Linked DNA regions of Homo sapiens: regions 1, 2, 3 and 5 are each linked to region 4. The links are chromatin contacts, found by Hi-C in ENCODE. All regions are on one chromosome and are shown on one strand. Each heading gives the region's core, a stretch centred on a gene start or an enhancer-like site at or near the end of the contact. The rest is flanking DNA. Distances are from core to core; before and after follow the strand shown. Region 1 holds the start of RPF2 (ribosome production factor 2 homolog). Region 2 holds the start of WASF1 (WASP family member 1). Region 3 holds the start of SESN1 (sestrin 1). Region 4 holds the start of KPNA5 (karyopherin subunit alpha 5). Region 5 holds the start of CDK19 (cyclin dependent kinase 19).

Region 1 (3,667 bases), core at 334-2,833, 5.7 Mb before region 4:
TGTGACAGAGTGAGACTCTGTCTCAGAAACAAAACAAAGCAAAGCAAAACAAAACAAAAAAACACAAAGCAGCATAATCCATAATAGCCAAAAAATAGGAACCATTCAAATGTACATAAGCTGCCGGGTACAGTAGCTCACGCCTGTATTCCTAGCACTTTGAGAGGCCAAGGCGGGTGGATTACCTGAGCTCAGAAGTTCAAGACCAGCCTGGCCAACATGGTGAAACCCTGTCTCTACTAAAAAATACAAAAGTTAGCAAGGTGTGGTGGTGCGTGCATGTAATCCCAGCTACTTGGGAGGCTGAGGCAGAACTGCTTGAACCCGGGAGGTGGACGGCGCAGTAAGCCAAGATCGCACCACTGCACTTCAGCCCTGGCGACAGAGCAAGACTATGTCTAAAATAAAAAAAGTACCTAGGTTGATAAATGGATAAACAAAATGTGGTATATCCATACAAAGGAATATTATTCAGTCCTAACAAAATGGAAGTACTGATCCACGCTACATGTATGAACCTCAAAAAGATAGTGAAAGAAGTCAAACACAAAAGGCCATACGTTGCACGAAACCATTTATATATGTTCAGAATAGGCAAATCCATTGAACATAAAGTAGATTATTGGTTGCCAAGGGCTGGCAGGAGGGGGAAGTGGGGCATGGACTGCTACTGGGTGTGTGTGTCAGGGGGGTTCTTTTTGAGGTGATTAAATATTCTGGAATTAGTGGTGATATTTGCACATCTTTGTGAATACACCAAAAATCACTGAATTGTACACTGTAAAGGGGTACATTTTATGGTATGTGAAGTATATGGTAACTTAAAAACTGGGGAAAAATCACGAACAGCAGTACATTTTCTGCGCATCTTTTATGTACTAGGCAACTGTGGTAGTCATAAATTCTGTCACACAGATCGCATAGTTGTCAATAGTGCCCCTTTCACATCAATGTTTTTAGTGCTTATGTGAGTACCTACCGTGCAATCAATCAACCTTTCTAGCATCCTGGGATTCCTTGAAGAATAAAATCTGGTTTCTGAATACCTGACTCCAGGTATGCACACTAGCGCGTACATCAAACTGCGAGGGTCTATGTTATTTTATTTTATTTTTATTTTATTTTTGAGACGAAGTCTCGCTCTGTCACCCAGGCTGGAGTGCAGTGGCGCGATCTCCGCTCACTGCAACCTCCGCCTCCCGGGTTCAAGCAGTTCTCCCTGCCTCAGCCTCCCGAGTAGCTGGGGTTAGAGGCGCCCGCCACCACGCCCGGCTAATTTTTGTATTTTTAGTAGAGACGGGGTTTCGCCATGTTGGCCAGGCTGGTCTCGAACTCCTGTTATCAGGTAATCCGCCCGCCTGGGCCTCCCAAAATCCTGGGATTACAGGCGTGAGCCACCACGCCCGGCCAGTGTTACTTAAAAGTATTACCTCGCACCTGTAACTCCAGGAAAGAGCCGGGGCAAAAATCCGTAACCAAGACAACAGGGCGCGATTCCAATCAAGATGGCCGCCAGCGCCTCTAGACGCCCTCTACGAGGCCGTCCCCGGAAGTGGCGTTACGCGCAGCTTCCGGTTCCGCCTGTTCCGGCGCACGTAATCGCCGAGGGCACGTGCATGCCCCCTGGTTAAGAGTTGCAGGTAGCGGTAGCGATGGACACTCTGGATCGAGTAGTGTAAGTGCGCTGGGTCTCAGCCCCGGGGAGCGTTGGGGTGAAAGGGTCCCGTGATGAGGGTGGTACTGTCTCGGCCTCTCACTCTTCCTGGTTACCCCTCTAATTACCTGGGTGGGGGCCGATCGATCACCAGCCCGGGTCCTCCTCAGCGCGAGCTGCTTGCCAGGAGACAGTGGGGAAGCTCTCAAGTGGGAGCCGTGGGATGGGAGGGATGTGGGATTGAAGCGTTGGCCGCTTTTATCCTAGCCAGTTGAAAAACGTCTGACTTCCGAAGTATGAGACAGATGGTATAGTGGGGTTAGGAGCACAGCCCTCGGAATCCGACAGATCTGAGTGACAGTCTGGCGCGTCCACTTAAAGCTTTGTGACTTTGGGTCATTAAATATCTCTAAATCTTAGCTTATTCTGTAAAATAGCGCTCACCATAGTCATACTTCATAGAGCTGTGAGGGTTAGTTTCGAGAATGTATGTAGAGCCTTTGCTGCAGCACGTAGAAATGTTCATTAGTTTTTTCTTTTCCTTCCAACTTTGTACACTCCTCTGAGTTATCCTTGAATGATACCTGTTTTAAATTTGTTCAAGAATATTTGGGCTAAACAGCCCTGCTGTTACTTGCTGTGATTTTCTTGCTATTTACCTAAGTTAACATGTATCCAAAACGACAGTTTTAGTCATTCAGAGATTTTGCACACCTGCTATGCCTCTAGCTGTTTGGACTACAAAGAGTAGTTTACTAGGTATTGGGACTAGTTCACACGTTAATTGGGAGCAGGCAGCTAATAAAACATGTTAATTGCTATTTGCATTTGTTGCTGTTTAATGAGATACAAAAGATAGAATAATTTGTATCTTTATCAACCAGTAAATGATCAGAAGCTTTATATGTGACATTATATCTGGAGGAGTATTTTAAAAATCTACATGGGAAACTTAAGTGTATGTATGGTCTCTTTTTCTTCCCAAAGTGTCCATGGGACTGGACGAGGGAGGGTCATAATTATTTGGGAGGAAGAATTCTTTCAGTAGATGGCAGAGAACTGTCTGAAAAGCAAGGTGCTCATTGTAGAGGAAGCAGAGGTGAAGCCCCTCTTTTGAACAGAAGTGTGTAAAAACATGCCACTCCTACTGTCACATCATAAAGTCAGAATAATGAATTTATTTTCCCTTCATATTTTACAGGGTAATTGGTCTAGACGAATTTTTAAATCTAGCTTTAAAAAATTTGTTTTTTTTTGAGACAGGGTATCACTCTGTCACCCAGGCTGGAGTGCAGTAGCCCCATCACAGCTCACTGCAGCCTCGACCTCCCTGGGATCAAGCAGTCCTCCTACCTCAGCCTGCTGAGTAGCTGGGACTATAGGCGCACACCACCACAGCTAATTTTTGTATTTTTTGTAGAGACAGGGTTTTGCATTGTTGCCCAGGCTGGTCTCGAACTTCTGGGCTCAGTGATCCATCCACCTTGGCCTCCTAGAGTGTTTTTATTACAGGCTGTGGGCCACCTCCCAGCCCTAGCTCATTTTAAAAATTGGCCTGTTTACTTGCTGTGTGATCTTGGGCACATTACCTGTCTGTTCAATTGCCTCATCTGTAAAGTGAAGATAAGAATTGTAACTCGCGCGTGGAGGCTCACGCCTGTAATCCCAGCACTTTGGGAGGCTGAGGCGGGGGGGTGGGTCACGAGGTCAGGAGATCGAGACCATCCTGGCTAACACGGTGAAACCTCGTCTGTACTAAAAATACAAAAAATTAGCCGGGCGTCGTGGCGGGCGCCTGTAGTCCCAGCTACTCGGGAGGCTGAGGCAGGAGAATGGCGTGAACCTGGGAGACGGAGCTTGCAGTGAGCCGAGATCGCACCACTGCACTCCAGCCTGGGCGACAGAGCGAGACTCTGTCTCAAAAAAATAAATAAATAAATAAATAAGAATTGTAACTCTCAGGATTGTGGTGAAGATTAAGCCTTAATAGAGTGACTCCATGTAAACATCAGC
Region 2 (4,107 bases), core at 1,359-3,858, 6.5 Mb before region 4:
AAATATAGTCTTATACAATATTAAAACTGTCTCTGAATATATGAATATTTACAAACATGAGTAATAAAGTAACTCTATAGCATACCTTATAAATGATCACAACTATGTATTTTGGATTGTAACACCTGCAAATTTGTAACAAAAAGGGCCTTAATATTTTTCGAATATATTATTCTTCACTAACTTAATTCAATATTCTACTTATTATCAAGTCATAATTTTTGTTTACTATTAACTATTTTATCTATATGTTTAACTATATGTAGGTATTAACTGTAATAACCTTTATGTCTGCAATTATTTAAAACCCTTGATAGATGAGAAACATTTTTCAGTTCAGAGGCATACCTCTCCAAAGCAAAAATCAATGTTAATCAGCCATTCTAATATGCCATGGAAAATCCTGACATTTTTTCATTGTATTTTTCACAGAAATTTTTTAATCATTCATCAGCTAAAAGATTTAAATTTTCTTTAAAAGGACTACAAAAACACACCTTTCCTGAATTTATGCACACTACCTACTAAATATTATCTCCATTTACATATAAGGAAACCAAGGCACAAAGGTGTCCATTTTGTAAATTGCAAGGTCATTTCCTAACCAAGCAACTAATCCTACACCATCAACTTATATTATATGTACGCCACTTCCAAGTGCCATAAAACAATTACTATACCTTAAAACTGCCTCTGCAATGCTTATGTGATTCTCTTTTATCAAAAGGGTAAATGCAACAAGCTTAAACAAGGAAAGATGGAAAAGGAAAATTATAAAAATACAACACTTACTTTTTATAGTGAATCATTTATTTTTAAATAATGAGATGTAAACAGTTTTTAACATAAAAATCAAGTAACCAACAGTGGTTTCTTATATTTGCAAAAAAAAAAAAATTTCATCCTTCAGGTAGATCACGCAAAACTGAAGCCTACTCATACTTGTAGATTCAAGTTAGAAAAAAAAAAACTGGATTCTAAAACAAGTAATTAAATACATGATATTGCAAAGAAAAAAGTGAATAAAAAATAAAATCAGATAAATTAGGGAATGACTGATATGATGGTTAAAATCCTCATCTTAAATATTAAATCCTTCCATTCAATGGAAGGCAACGATTAGTAATGACATATTCTGCTACCGAAAAACAAATACAAAACTTTTCTTATTCAAAACTTCCGAAATTTTATATCAAATACTTCATTCAAATATTCAATATAAACAAAAATGTTTCCTAACAGAAACTTAGAGCATAAAGGATAAACTGTTCCTGAGAGTTCAAATTGAGACTGCATTTCTAATTATGATATAATGCTATGAACAATCAGAAAAATGAATGTTACCTACCATGCAAATTTAAATTTAAGAACATTAGACGGATTGAATAACCAATAAGTCAATTACATCAATTAGTGAACAGAAAAAAGACCTTAGCTAATCGTGAATCTAACACCAAAGAAAAAATTTAAGTCGAATCCACCGCACATCTTATTACATAGAAAAGGAAATGATTAGAGTAAGTCGTATTTAAGTACCTAGTCTAGCTGGGGATCAATTAATTAATCGGTTATAGGGCAGGACGTGAATGTTGAGATCGGATGTGCTTTCTTTCATCGTTATTCCAGTTCATCATCCGCAAGTGCAAGAGAAGGTGTCAGAGTACCGAAGCTAGGGGGCATGCTGTAGCAAGGGGAAAAGAAAAATGGGAAAGGTGCAATGGATGCTGCATAGTTGAATAATTATCTGGGTGGCACAATGGGCGAGTCCTGCCGACATGAGCGCTGAGTGAGCGGCTCCGTAACTCTGCCCAAGGCAGCCCCCATGAACAGGCACCAGAAGCGACAGCACCGCTTCGCCTCCCCTTCCAACGAAGAAAAGGATGCCCGCACTCGCTTTACCGTTATGTTTTCAGACACCGACTCGCGGAGCAAACACGCAAACGCACGAGCTCGCTTTACCGAGCCTCGCGCACGTAGGGCGAGCAGGGGATTCTCTGTCGCCCGGGGCTACCGCCTCCCCCGGAAAGAGGCACGGGGCGGACCGCGGGCGCGGGTGGGCAGGGAAGCCCGGGCGGTGGCACCTCAGGTGACACCCACAGTCTCTCCAGCGAGAGCAGCCCCGGGGCGGTCCCTGCAGCCAAGCCCCAGGCGCGCCCGCCGCCGTCTCCCTCGGCACCCAGCCCCGCTGGCGGGTGGGCGGTGGGCGCTCGGAAAACCCGCGGATGGGGGTGGGGGCCGGGGCGGGGAAGGCGCGCCCATCCATCCCCGTCACCTTTGCGGGCCACACACCACTCGGTCTGCTCCGGCCAGTAAGGAAGAGTTCCTCTCCCAACACCCCCTCCCCGAAAAAAGCAATTCCTCAGGGACTCGCGCTCACCGTGAAATCTTGGGGGCTCACGCCTTACCCCTTCTTCATGCTTCGGCAGCGGTCGCCGGTCCCCCTCGGCTCGCGGGACTCCGCCTAGAGCCCCCAGGAGGGTCGGGCTCTGGGGCGGAACCCGCTCAGGGCAGCGGCCCAGGCGCCAGGCCACAGGGAACGCCGCCTGGGGCGCCAACCCGCCGCCGGACCCACCGTGTGCTCGACGCGCGAGTGAACAACACCGCGAGCTGCCGTTCCCCCCGCCCCCTCCCCGCGCGAGACGCTCCACAACCGGGCGCAGGGACCCGCGCCAGAAGCAGGGGGGACCGCGAGACTCTTTCCGCCTATGGTCCCATCCTTGCCCCCCGCCCCAGGAGCTATTCCTGGCCAGTCAGAGGTCTCAAAACTTCAGATTCTCACTTTCCTCTTCAGCCTCCAGTGCCCAGGTGCAGCCGAGGTGGGAAATCCAGCCTCCGCCCACTCCCCCATTAGTGGGGCCGAAGCTCGCTCTTCCCCCCTTTCCTGAGGTTCTGTGGTATTGCCCAATCCTCAGTTTGGGGGAGGGGGACGAAGAGAACACTGCTTGGCTAGGGAATGAGGGAAGATGATAGCCAATTGAATGGAACATCCATTCGGGGGCGGGGTCAAAGGGGGACACGCCCCCGTTCCGCCCCCTCGTTGCAAACTACACTTCCCATTGTGCCCTCTCGCGCTTCCTGCCGCGCTGCACGCTGGGAGTGCAGGACCGCGAGGCCTCAAGGTATTTTGGAACTCATATTCTTTAGTCAACTAGGTCCTAAATGTTATAAACTATTATAATTCTCCCTTTTTCCCTAGATAAACTTTTTTAAGCTCTCAGCTCGACAGTAGTTATTCTAATAATAATTAGCTTATTGTTTCAAAATGTAAGACATTATTTCTTAGCAAAGAAAGTTAATGATGTGTTCCATTGCAATCTGTCAGGACCTGGGAGCCTCTTCTTCTTCCGCCCTGGCAGGGTCTCCGCAGAAGATTTGTTGCCGTCATGTCGGCTGCGATTGCAGCTCTGGCCGCTTCCTATGGTTCGGGTTCAGGGTCCGAATCGGACTCGGACAGTGAGAGCAGTCGGTGTCCGCTGCCAGCCGCCGACTCCCTCATGCACTTGACTAAATCGCCTTCATCAAAGCCGTCTCTAGCAGTGGCAGTGGACTCGGCTCCGGAGGTGGCAGTTAAGGTAAGCACTTTTGCTACTAATGCAGTGTGGGAATTGTTGGCTTCAGCTCCAGAACTGCCAGCCGCTTGTTAGGTACCGGGTTACCTCTTTCTCAGTGCTCAGAGATAAGTTGCTAACGTTTGAATTTCTTCTCCTTCCCACATGCATCCTCGGGAGAGGCAGAATTGGAAGTTCGGAATAGCCCTCCGATGCTCTCTGCCCTTGCCTCCCGCCATCAGAAAGCAAGTGGAAGGAGGGGATGAAATTTGAATTTGTGGATTAGGGACATAGCCTGGAAAGTGCAGGTGTAATCTCGGAACATAAGTGAAATTAGATCAGGACTTCCCAAACTAGAGTATTGTGTGAGCAGTGGCCTCGATTTGTCTTATTTTTGAAGAACTAGGTTCTAATCCTGGCACCACCACTTGTGTGAACTTGGACAAGTTATGCAGCCTCCTTTCTTTCCTCACCTGTACAGTGGAGATCATTTTCAAAACATCTGTCTACATGAAAAGATGAGTGTGAAAATTGAGTGAAATTACACAAATAAAGCATA
Region 3 (3,795 bases), core at 512-3,011, 7.6 Mb before region 4:
TAAAACAGGATAAATTATGAACGAAATGGAGGAAAAACTATAATATTTTTAACCTGCTGCACTCGTATCTTAAATAGCTACACATGTGAAAAAGAAACAATTCAGGCAAACACAGAGAAAGCTAGTTGAGCAATTTGCCATAAAAGTGTTTCTATCAAATACCCCACCTGGGTCCACCTTTTCAACATGAAGATATTAGCTTCTTTTAAGATAGGTTTTTATTATTTTATATAATTCTCTTCTTGAAAAAAGAGAGGTTGCATTTAGAGAACACATCCTGGTTTGTTTTGTTTTTAAAAATAAGAGAAAATTGTTCCACCAATTATCTTGAACAGGCTGACTAGGAAACATTTAATATCCTTTATCATTTTAGAGGCTTTTAAATGTGAGCCTTTACACTCAGAACACTGTGACAATGTGAAAAAAAAACACTGGCTACATTTTCCAACAACATGTAAAAAGAAATATAAGGAAAAACAAGTATTTACTTGGAATTAACTGTAGTTTTCATATATTCTTCCAGGAGCAAAGCAGTTTCTGCCTAAAACTCTAGAAAAACACTACTTGTTTACTTACAGAACACTCTAAAGATGTAAACTCATAATAAAAGTTTACATAACAACCTAATAGAAACAAACACAACGTGAATAACGGCAAGTAAAATTTAACTGTAGTAGAGACATAGTTGTATTTAAAATGCTCTTCCTTACCTGGATGCTCTTCAGAATAAACTCACTTTTCTCTCTCACATCTTTGAAGGGACACCTCTTAGAAAGCATAAGCAGATGAGCAAGTAGCTTATTCAACCCATCCGAAGACTCGGTATTTGAAAGCCCGTCTGATGGACGATGAGGTGTTTCTTTCACCGAACGAAGATACTCGGTTTTCCTCAAAATGGTTTGCCTAATGTTTTCCAATGCTGTCTCCCTAGTAGTTGAATCTCTGCTGCAGAGTCCATCCCATCTCACTTCATTCTCTCCTTCAGCCATGACAATAGTTTTTCCTTTGCGGTCTTCAGTTACCTTTCAGCATGCCCCAAAAAAATTGCTTTGTATTTTTAAAATGAAAAATGTAAAAATAAAATCAGAGAAATCAAATCGTCATGAAAACACACATCTGGGTGACATTTGGAACCACTGGTGCCTTCAGCCGATCTACAAGCTAGGTCACCCTCTCACCCTCTCCTTGTACACGAAAGGGCAGTCTTCTTTCTGGAAAAACAAAGTTTGAAAGTTGCAACCTTGCAGCGCTGGCTTTGGTGGGCAGAGAATTTCGGGGAAGCGTTCTCCTCCGTCTCGCGGGGTCAGTGGATATCCTCACGTTGTGGAGCTGTCAAATCCGTGCTCTGCCCCAAAAGGCTGTTAACAGCTGAACGCCCTCCAGCCATTCGGGGCTTTTTTGTCTGTGCAGCCACCGGGTTCTCTCCGGCGTTCCCACCCCGCCCCTTCTCCGACACCAGTCCCCGCCCTCCGCAGCTCCTCCCAGCGCCTCAGCAGCCGGCCGGCGCCGGCAGGGAAGGCTCGCCGAACCCTGGCCCACTGGCCGCAGCGGCCGGAGGCTTGGGCGCTGTCGGAGGGCGGCAGTCTCGGGCAGCCGTAGTCTCGGCGGGCGGCGGTGAAAAAAAGCGTCCCCCAGCCCCGCCAATTCGGCACCCCCGGGAAGACGCTACTTCTCCGATCCCTGAGCCCTCGCCCACCACCGCCGAGCCAGAGGGCACAGGGCGGCCCTGGCAATCCTCGAGCGCCAGGCTGGGCCGCGGAGCTGGCGGGGCGGCGGGGCCCGAGGCGCAAAGCCCGCCCTTCGCCCAGCCCCATCGGTGGGGATCAGCCCAGAGGGCGGGAGCAGGGAGTGGAGACGGGGTCCTCACCCCCAGCCCCTCCCCTTTCTCCGCCCGGCACAAACCGGGAGCCGCCCCGGCCCCAGCGCCTTCTTCCCCGCCCAGGCAGACGCGACCCGCCGAGGCAAAGCCTTAGGAAAAAGCCCCGCCCTCTGGCAGGCTACCCTCCGGACCCCAAGTGCGCCGCGCGCGGCTGCCAGCCACTGCCGGCTGCTACGCATGCGTGACTGCGAACTGGGCCAAGCGCCCCCGGAGGCGCTAAGCTTGCGCCCTGAGGCGGTTTCCGTTCCCGGACGTTTGGACTCTGTCCTGGAGAAGGGGAAGGAAAAAGTAAGACGTAGAAGTACACTGAGACTTCGTCACACATAAAACAAGCACGACAAAGAAAGAGGGCGCGAAGGGACTCCTGGAAGAAATTGAGTCTACATTTAAGATCACCCTAAAAGTAGTGACGGCCTCTTCATTACTCCAAACCCCAGATTTAAGTCGGTAGGACGTCTTCGCGTTGACTTGTGGGGAATGTAGTTTCGATGCTGCCGGCGCGTTTTGTTTGCGACAGAAACTACAACCCCCAGGGGCCACCGCGACGTTGCCTGTGGGTGCCCGCGAACCAACGGTTAGCGGTGGCAGGGGCTGACTGAGAGCGTCTGCTTGGTAAGCACTGTAAGCTGGGTTGTCACCTTTCCTTGACAGGGTTTTTCCTTCCTCCATTTCCTCTGGGATTTTGGAGACAAAGCCATCTAGGGTGGCCTCCCTTAGTCCAAGGACTTTTTCCAGTGACTTGCGTGGGAAGGACTAGTCCAGCTGCCCAAGCGCGGGGTGTGGTGGGTGAGGCAAGGATTTGGGATCCTGATCCCAAGGGTCGCAGGGAGCGGCCTAAGTAAGGCCAAGAAGGAAGGATGCTGTGGAAACTGGAGCTTCGCGCTGCTGCCTCTGATTCCGCCCTTTTTTGTGGACACACGCGGGGTGGATTTGGGATCTCCGCGCATTTGCACCTTTGTTTGCCTTTGCTTAGGGATGTTCTGGGCTTTATTTGCTCAGTCAAATGAAATCCTAGGCAGGGCTTTGAAAGCAAGTTGTCAAATCCATCTCGTAAAAGAATCCCCAGTATTCCTAGATAGGAATTCTTGCAGGCTTTAAGGATACAGCAGGAAAAAGAAAGCAAAACCGTAAAAGTCTCCAAAACTTAGTCGACTTTTTCAAAAGATTCAGTCATTTGCTTAAAATTAGTTTGCTTTTAAAAAGTTATTATTTGAGAAAAGTCGAGGTTTGAACGGCCATCAGTGGACTGATAATCGGTGTAGATTTTAATTCTTTACATTGCAGAATTGCATTGCACTAAATTCTAAAAATTTCGTCTTGCTAGGCACTGAGTATACAACAATGAAAAAGACAGTCTTACTAGTTAGAGGAACTAGTTGTTAGACATACGGTTACAATAATACATGATATCACTGGGATGTCTAGAAGGAGATGACTTAGCCCAATCTTGGAAAGTCAGGGAAATCTTCATCCCAGGGGAAATGAAGACCAAAAGAACAGCATATGCTAAGGCCCAGAGTGAGAGATAGGGTACTTTCAGGAAACGTCAGTAAGCCAAATCATGCATACTTGGCGGTGTGGGGTGGGACGGGAAGGGTGCTTTTTGTGTATTGATGCACTTAGAAGCTACAAAGAGACAGGTATTGTGAATTCTTTACATCGTTTCTGTAAGTGAGCTATTTTTGAATAGATGCATAGTTCTGATGAATTGGTCTAATTTCAAAAGCCTTGTTACATTCTGACACTTCTAGTTTGAATCTGAATTTTAAAAAGGGAATAACTTATGAGTGTGATTGAAAAAGCAAAACAAAAACCATTCCGTTTTCATCTCCTTTTTGGGATCTTCATTCTCTATCCAGCCCATAAAGGGTCGGGTAGTTTCTTAAGGCTGGGTGCCTTTTTATGCCGTAGTTAAA
Region 4 (3,789 bases), core at 901-3,400:
TGAATTCAGTCTCCCAGGACGGAGGAGTAGGGAGGAAATAAGAAAGGGATAGGGTGGCCAGGTGATTAAGGCAAATAAACTCCTATCAGTACTCCAATAGTCCTGTTGTCAGAGGCGTTTGAACCAGAGTGACTCCAACTTGAACAGGTGCTGGGTAAAACGAGGCTGAGACCTACTGAGCTGCATTCCCAGGAGGTTAGGCATTCTTAGTCACAGAAGATTGGAGGTCCACGCAAGATACAGGTCACAAAGACCCTGCTGATAAACAGGATGTCGTAAAGAAGACAGGCCAAACCCACCAAAACCAAGATGAAGACAAAAGTGACCTCTGGTCATCCTCACTTCTCATTATACGTGAATTATAATGCATTAGCATGCTAAAAGACACTCCCACCAGCACCATGACAGTTTACAAATGCCATGGCAACATCCAGAAGTCATACAGTCTAAAAGAGGGTAGAACCCTAAGTTCCAAAAATTGCCTGCCCCCTTCCTTGAAAACTCATGAATAATCCACCCCTTGTTTAACATATAATTAAGAAATAACTGGCTGGGCGCGGTGGCTCACGCCTGTAATCCCAGCACTTTGGGAGGCCGAGCCAGGAGGATCACCAGGTCAGTAGATTGAGACCATCCTGGCTAACACGGTGAAACCCTGTCTCTACTAAAAATACAATAAATTTCCAGCTACTCGGGAGGCTGAGGCAGGAGAATGGCGTGAACCCGGGAGGCGGAGCTTGCAGTGAGCCGAGATGGCGCCACTGCACTCCAGCCTGGGCGACAGAGCAAGACTCCGTGTCAAAACAAACAAACAACACACAAAAAAACTATATACTCAGTCCAGCAGCCCAAGCCACTGCTCTGCCTATGGAGTAGCCATTCTTTTGTTTCTTTACTTCTTTAATAAACTTGCTTTCACTTCACTATATGGACTCATGATTGGCAACGCTTTCTGGTAACACTGCCCAGGTTTCCTTTGTCAAGCGTGCCTTTCTCAGCCCTACATACCCACAGTTAAATAATCCCTTCTCTCCTGTTTATTTTTCAACTATTGAAAATAGCAAACATCTTAAAACAATTTGTCTTCATGTTTTTCCTCTTAAAAAATTGCAAACGTCTTCTGGGCAGGATTTATGTATTGTTTATCTTATTTATTCTCTTCCTATTGCATCTGGAACACAGTCTGTTTTCAATACCGTTTGTTGAACTCCAGGGTAGATTACAGGGCTGTGTATTATAATCTACAGTACTTTAACTGAAGTTACTCGTTTATTGGTGACTACATTGCTGTCAAAAATACACTCATGTGGCTGGGTGTGGTGGCTCATGCCTGTAATCCCAACACTTTGGGAGGCTGAGGCGGGCGGATCAGGAGGTCAAGAGATCAAGACCATCCTGGCCAACACGGTGAAACCTGGTCTCTACTAAAAATACAAAAATTAGCTGGGCGTGGTGGCGCATGCCTGTAGTCCCAGCTACTTGGGAGGCTGAGGCAGGAGAATCGCTTGAACCTGGGAGGCGGAGGTTGCAGTGAGCCGAGATCGCATCACTGCACTCCAGCCTGGTGACAGCGCCAGACTCCGTCTCAAAAAAAACCCCCCAAAAACAGAAAAACAAAAACAAAAAACCGCAGATGTTATAGAATATAAAATTATAAATGACAAAAAGCTTGAAATAAAACGAGCAGAGCATATAAAAGTTAATGAAGCTGAAGAAAACGTGAGCTTCTCCGTACACTTAACAAGGCTGCGATTTTTACCAACTTTTTTGCACTGTTGTAGCCCCAATAATGTATCTAAAATGGTACTTGACACAGTTTATATCCTTAAGAATGTATGCATGCACGCACGCGTGAAGAATGAATGAATGAGGGGTCGTCCCTTTGCACACACGGAGGTCTACGGGCCGCAGAGTACCTACAGCATGGCCACCGCAAGCGCAACTAAAATCCAGGGCTTGTCGCAGGCACAGGCTCCTCCTTCGGTGGGTGGGACGGCGGCGCGCACTTTCTCTACGCCCCACTGCTAGGATGTGCGGCCACCACTCCTCCTCCGCCGCCGCCGCCGCCGCCGCCGCCGCCGCCGCGTCGAGTGCAAGGGCTTCTGGGAGCCGAGCCTCGGGGTCTCGGAGAAGGGGCGCAGGTGGCCGCCATCTTGGATTGCGAACTGGGTCGCTACGCTTCACGCCAGGGGCGGAGTGGCGGCCCTTCTGTTACCCGCCACACACGTCGCCGCTGGGGACTGGGAAATCAGGGCATCGGAGAGTGCCACATTAATGGGTAAGTTGGAGTGAACACGGGCTAGGTTGGGGGAGCCTCGGTTTTGGTCCCTTTGGGAACTACTAGTTCCTGGGGCCACGGTTTTTATTTACCCCTTACTTTGCGAAGGTCTCTGGAACCTGGCGGTGCCGGGTGTTTCTCGTGTTTTCCCCAGGGCGACAGCGGTCGCGGGGGCGTGGCAGCCGGACCTTTCCCTTGCGGACGCGAAGGCGTGGTGAGTTCAGATTCTTTCAGCAGGTCCTCTGGAGTGATGGGCAGCTGGTCTCATCTTCGCCGCCCCGCCTCACCGTTTCTCGGTAGTTCTTTTCAGTTAATGGAATTGCCAAACGTTGCCACTCATACCTGGTACCCATCAGCTGTGTCCAGCAGCTTATGGAAATTCCACAGTGTCCAAAGAAGAGACAGGTTCCATCCCGAGGGCCTCCTAGCCTCGCCCTCTCCATCCGCCAGCCTCCCTCCTCCACCTGCGTGCAGGTGCCTCTAGTGCTCATTCCCGACGACAAGGCAAGCCTGGGTTCCACGCTTCTAATAGTCGGGCAGCTCCGTTCTAAGATGAAAACTTAGGTTTTCATCGATAATACATAGGAGATGGAAGTATTTGAAAGCTGTGAAATGACAGTGATATGTCTAAAGAATATGACATTGGCGGCGGGCGCGGTGGCTCACGCCTGTAATCCCAGCACTTTGGGAGGCGGAGGCGGGCGGATCACGAGGTCAGGAGATCGAGACCATCCTGGCTAACACGGTGAAACCTCGTCTCTACCAAAAATACAAAAAATACAAAATAAAATACAAAATAATAAATACAAAAAAAATACCAAAAATACAAAAAAAGGAAAAATTAGCCTGGCATGGTGGTGGGCGCCTGTAGTCCCAGCGACTCGGGAGGCTGAAGCAGGAGAACGGTGTGAACCCGGGCGGCGGAGCTTGCAGTGAGCCGAGAGCGCCATTGCACTCCAGCCCGGGCGACAGAGCGAGACTCTGTCTCAAAAAACAAACAAAAGAATATGACACTGGCATTTACTTTTGAGCTTTTTAGACATGTTTTTTAAAAAAGACAAAAACACTAATGATTTATCTCTCAATTACAACACCCAATAATGATGACTCATATTCTGTACAAAAGTGGTTTTCTTGGTAGGTCAGGAGCAACTCTCTCCCTCCGACCTAAGTACTGCTTGTTTGGTTGTGAGGGCTCTCTAGTTGGCACTTCCCCCGCTTTGTGCAGTCTTTTACTTTCACTAATGAGGCGCCCAGCCCCATGGAAATGAAGGCTTTACTGGCATAAGAAATAATGTCGATTGATATTAAAGAAAATCATAAGTTCAGATTCCAGTTATTTGCCCAACTTAAACATGGTTTTTCTAAGAGCCGTTGAAAGCTTATGAATGAAAAAAATTCCTCTATTCTGTAACTTTAAAGTGCTGGAATAACATTTCTAAATAAAAATATTTAATTTTTATGAGACCTCAGCCTTTGAAGTGCAGCCTTTAAATTTATTTTTCAGTGAA
Region 5 (3,890 bases), core at 673-3,172, 5.9 Mb before region 4:
TAAGCATTCAAGGACACCTGGTAATTAAAGGAATTATGAGAAACAACTGAGTACCTTAAGGCCTGTTCAGTTACAAAAGAAAAAAAAAATTCTGCAATAATAATAATCCTTTACACTTGGATAGCACTTTGCAATTTTCACGATACCTTATGACAAAACACTTTATAATAGAGTTGTTTTATGAAGTTAGTGCATACGCACACAACGTACTTTAGTCCTAGAGTTCATATACCAACCACATCAAATTATAACAGCACGCACAAAGATAAGCGGCACTTCAAATTTTACTAATGTCATTGTGGCTGATCATCACTTTATTCAGAAATGGTCCGTTACAATCCTCTTCCGTAGAGTTTGACTCTCTTTAAAGTCTATGCTGGACAGGGCATCTTCCTGGGTCCCTAGCTTTGGGGGAGGGTAATTCCTGCCAGGAAGCTGGTTCCACCAGTCCTGCTGTAGCTGCTGTCTGCCCTCCAGGACCAAGAAAGGACAGGTATTCTCAGTACATTATCCAGCTCTTCTTAAGAGGACAACCAGTAAAGGCTTCCCAAGGTGTTCCTACAGTTCTCCCTCAACTCCTAGGAAAACAAAGGTTCAGGCCCAGCTCTGTCACTTCGTATTCCGTTCTTGATAATATAGGTACTCCATAAGCCCCAGCCCACAGTCATCTGGCAGAGGATGGAGTGGAGGACATAATACCCAAGATACCCAAGGGGCTGCAAGGTAAAGGGTGGGTAGCAGAGAATTCAGCCAACTCTTAAGTTGCCGCTTGCGAAACGCAGCTAGCCCATCAGGTCTCCTTCGAAGGGGGAAGGTACGCAATTCAGAATGTGAGAATGAGAAACCCGGGACGCCGGGCATACAACAGGGATGGGAGGACTGCATAGAGAAGCCAACGGGCCGGCCAGCCCGAAGGGCGGAGATCGCTGCTGGGGGCGGCGGTGCCCAGCGGGTCAGAGCCGTGGGGCTGGCGAGGACCCCAGGCCGCGTTCGCCCGACAGGCTCCCCGGCGAGGTTTCAAACCGCCGCCCCCGCGAGGCGCTCAGCCGATTGGAAGTTCCACAACGACCGTCACTACCCAGGGCCGGAGCGGCAACTCCGCAGCGGAGCTCTGCCTGCCCGCTGCGTTCCCCCAAGAGACTAGACCCCACAAACTCCTCCTCCACCGCGGTCCCAACTCGAGTCCCCCCGCCGTCTCCGAGCACTCGGAGGGCGCCCCTCTGGGACGGGACCGACGCCTCGGACCGGGCTGCGCCGCGGGAGTTCGAGGTACGCGACGGGGCCGCGCGGGGGAGGCGGGCGGAACGGGCGCCCCTCGGAGTCGGTGTCCGGACGCAACCCCGCGACCCCCTCCGCCTCGCCCCTCGGGCACGGCCCGACTGGGATCCGACCCACCCATCCCGCCAGGTCGCGGGCAGGGCGAGGACCCGAGCGAGCCTACTCCTCCCGCCCCTGCTCTTACCCATCTTTCCGCCTCGCCTTGTAGACGTGACCGTAGGTGCCGCGTCCCACTTTGCACCCTTCGTACTCAAACAAATCCTCCACCCGCTCCCGCTCCGCCGCCAGCTTCGCCTTGAAATCATAATCCATTGTCTGCTTCCCCCATAGAGGCACGGGACGCGGGGGCCGCCGCCGCTCAGTCCCTCCTCCTCCTCCCCCCGCGACCGCCGCTCCACTTCTCCAACAGCCGCCTCTCGCGCGCGCGCGCGCGCCGCCCGCCGCCCGCCGCTCCGCGGTCCGCCTTCAGCAAGGGACTCCTCGGCGGCCACAGCAGCCACCTCCTCCACCTCTTCCTCCTCCTCCTCCGCGACGGCGGCGGCGGCTCCCGCAGGCACCCCCAGTCCCGCCTCCCTCCTTCATTTCCTTGTTTTGGAACCTGGTGGGCCGCGCCGTGGCTTCCTCGAGCTCATTAGCGAACTCACTGGCCCGCCCCATGGTCGCGGAGGCTCCTGGGAAATGAAGTCGCGAAGGCCTCAGCGGCCTGGGCGGTTTTGCCGGCGTAAGAAATACAGCTCCCAGGTTACCTCGGGCCACCACAGCCTCGCCCCCACAAAGCATGCGCGCCTGCGTACCAGGGCCGCCCCTCCCCCTCAGGTAGCGCACGGCTCCCGGTTCCTGTGAAGGTAGAAAGCTCGAAGTTCCAGTGTGCTTTCTGCGGTTCTCGGGGAGACACTGGAAAGAAGTGCCTTACTCTAGTGGGAAGGGGATACTTCACTGTAACTAGCCCCACGCAGAGAGTATGGAAAGCATTAAATCAGCACCTTGCTGAAGGGTTGGCTGCAGTGACTCGGGAGGCGAGGGCTGGTGAGGACAGTTGTACCGCAGCTTGTTTCTTTTCTAGGGCAGTGGGTCCGCCTATTGCCCCGCCCCCCGTCCCGCTGCTCATTGGCGGGGGCTGGAGAATGACGTCCTCGTTGGTGCGTGGGTATCCCCAGGCTTTGGCTTCTTTCCCGCTCTTGATTGGTGATTGGATGTGCTCGGTTCTTCCTGATAGGTTGATCTTTTTTCTTTACGATGCAAAAACCGTATTTCAAAAACTGAACCTTCAGCAGTTTCCTAGAGCCTGCCTTGGCCAGAGGAGAACATGCAACTTCTGAGCCCCAGCAGCCAATCATCATTTTCTTGGCGCTGTAGTCAGCTTTCTCTTAGCATATGCGGTTCCCATAACCAGGCTTTGGCCATCTGTCTAAGGACAATTAAAAGTGCCTGGAGGAAGCCGCGTTTACGATCCTTTGGGTTGAATTGTAAAGGATTTTTTATGGTCTATGCATGATGTGAGGTTCTAGAATGTTTAAGAAAGCCCCTTTAGTTAGGGTGAACGTTGATTGATTTCATTGTGTTGGGGCTCAGGACACACTACCCCAAATTATAACTGAAGGAGTCCAGAATATGCCACCCCAAAATACGCCACTCTGGCATATTGATGTCTTTTAGCAAAATAAATTAAGATCCAGCCAACACAGGAAAATGCTTCACTTATCCCACTACTGCCTAAAATAAAGAATAACTCTTCCTTTGTAAAGAGAAATTTACATTTCTAAAGGAAATTTTCGTAATTAAAGGAATCTTACCAGAAAGAGAGCTGCTGCTAGTCAACTTGTATCATCTGAGATACTTTTATCTGCATAAAAGTCAACCTTTATTCACCTTAGACATTTTTTCCTCTTATCCTCTCTTAACTTGTCTCCACCACTCCTGGAAGCCCCAAACCCCACTTTTGTTTTGAAGAGACTGGCCTTGCTGTGTTGCCCAGGCTGGCGTCCAACTCCTGAGCTCAAGGATCCTCCTGCCTCAGACTCCTGAGTAGCTGGGATTACAGGTCCGTGCCACCATGCCGGGCCCCACTTCCTTTTTGAGGTCAGGATGTAATATAAGTGTCAAACATCTGGCCCTTCTTTGAGTCTCATATTTTGTGGGACTCTTGTGCATACATACGTAATTAAAACTTTTTCTCCTGTTAACCTGACTGGTATCAATTTAGTTTATAGACCAGCTGAAGAACCTAAGAGGGTTTCCTCCCCTGTAATGGTGAGCCTAATGTCCCAAATGTTTGGGATACACACTTAAACATGATTGGTGCTAGGATAGGACATAACACATTCATTAGGAGGACAAAGAAGGGAATTGTCAATTCTACCCAAAGTGGTAGATAAGGAAAGAATAGTGAACTGCCTGCTAGGTTTTGAAAGAAACTTGGAAAACTAGTGGGAGGGGGAATGATTTACCTTATTTGCTACATCACCCACTCCTGGAAAACTTCCTTAGACCTTGAGTCTCTTCAGGCTGGGTGCAGTGGCTCACACCTGTAATCCCAGCACTTTGGGAGGCCAAGGCGGGTGGATCACGAGGTCTGGAGTTCAAGACCAGCCTGGCCAAGACAGTGAAACCCT

Evidence for each region. A loop is a pair of places that touch in the nucleus more often than their neighbours do. Pooled maps may share reads with other maps.
Region 1: a loop to region 4 is called in a pooled map, with 2.6 times the contacts of the local background. The contact joins the promoter of RPF2 here to the promoter of KPNA5 in region 4. A Hi-C loop is called at or near these places in 2 of 50 pooled maps.
Region 2: a map of naive thymus-derived CD4-positive, alpha-beta T cell shows a loop between it and region 4 (11-fold over the local background). The contact joins the promoter of WASF1 here to the promoter of KPNA5 in region 4. A Hi-C loop is called at or near these places in 1 of 168 maps with a recorded cell type or tissue (naive thymus-derived CD4-positive, alpha-beta T cell), 1 of 37 single-sample maps with no recorded cell type and 6 of 50 pooled maps.
Region 3: a loop to region 4 is called in a map of CD8-positive, alpha-beta T cell, with 15 times the contacts of the local background. The contact joins the promoter of SESN1 here to the promoter of KPNA5 in region 4. A Hi-C loop is called at or near these places in 2 of 168 maps with a recorded cell type or tissue (CD8-positive, alpha-beta T cell and naive thymus-derived CD4-positive, alpha-beta T cell) and 9 of 50 pooled maps.
Region 5: a map of CD8-positive, alpha-beta T cell shows a loop between it and region 4 (10-fold over the local background). The contact joins the promoter of CDK19 here to the promoter of KPNA5 in region 4. A Hi-C loop is called at or near these places in 3 of 168 maps with a recorded cell type or tissue (CD4-positive, alpha-beta memory T cell, CD8-positive, alpha-beta T cell and naive thymus-derived CD4-positive, alpha-beta T cell) and 10 of 50 pooled maps.

What each region holds. Positions count from the first base shown.
Region 1 is chr6:110,980,455-110,984,121 of GRCh38, forward strand. RPF2 (ribosome production factor 2 homolog) reads left to right here and starts at 1,584. Exons shown (of 10, transcript NM_032194.3): 1 at 1,584-1,675. The coding sequence starts at 1,653.
Region 2 is chr6:110,177,062-110,181,168 of GRCh38, forward strand. WASF1 (WASP family member 1) reads right to left here and starts at 2,609. Exons shown (of 11, transcript NM_003931.3): 1 at 2,378-2,609; 2 at 1,537-1,681. CDC40 (cell division cycle 40) reads left to right here and starts at 3,366. Exons shown (of 15, transcript NM_015891.3): 1 at 3,366-3,572. The coding sequence starts at 3,384. RefSeq lists silencers at 1,969-2,288, 2,529-2,638.
Region 3 is chr6:109,093,085-109,096,879 of GRCh38, forward strand. It overlaps SESN1 (sestrin 1), which reads right to left and starts at 1,762. Exons shown (of 10, transcript NM_014454.3): 1 at 711-1,762. The coding sequence starts at 989. CEP57L1 (centrosomal protein 57 like 1) reads left to right here and starts at 2,423. Exons shown (of 11, transcript NM_001271852.3): 1 at 2,423-2,491. RefSeq lists enhancers at 1,130-1,279, 2,150-2,409 and a silencer at 1,390-2,089.
Region 4 is chr6:116,679,061-116,682,849 of GRCh38, forward strand. It overlaps KPNA5 (karyopherin subunit alpha 5), which reads left to right and starts at 2,151. Exons shown (of 14, transcript NM_001366306.2): 1 at 2,151-2,278. The coding sequence starts at 2,275. RefSeq lists enhancers at 1,748-2,731, 2,732-3,713.
Region 5 is chr6:110,813,547-110,817,436 of GRCh38, forward strand. It overlaps CDK19 (cyclin dependent kinase 19), which reads right to left and starts at 1,923. Exons shown (of 13, transcript NM_015076.5): 1 at 1,463-1,923. The coding sequence starts at 1,590. It also overlaps a transcript of AMD1 not described here. RefSeq lists enhancers at 674-783, 1,018-1,570, 2,144-2,223 and a silencer at 1,194-1,503.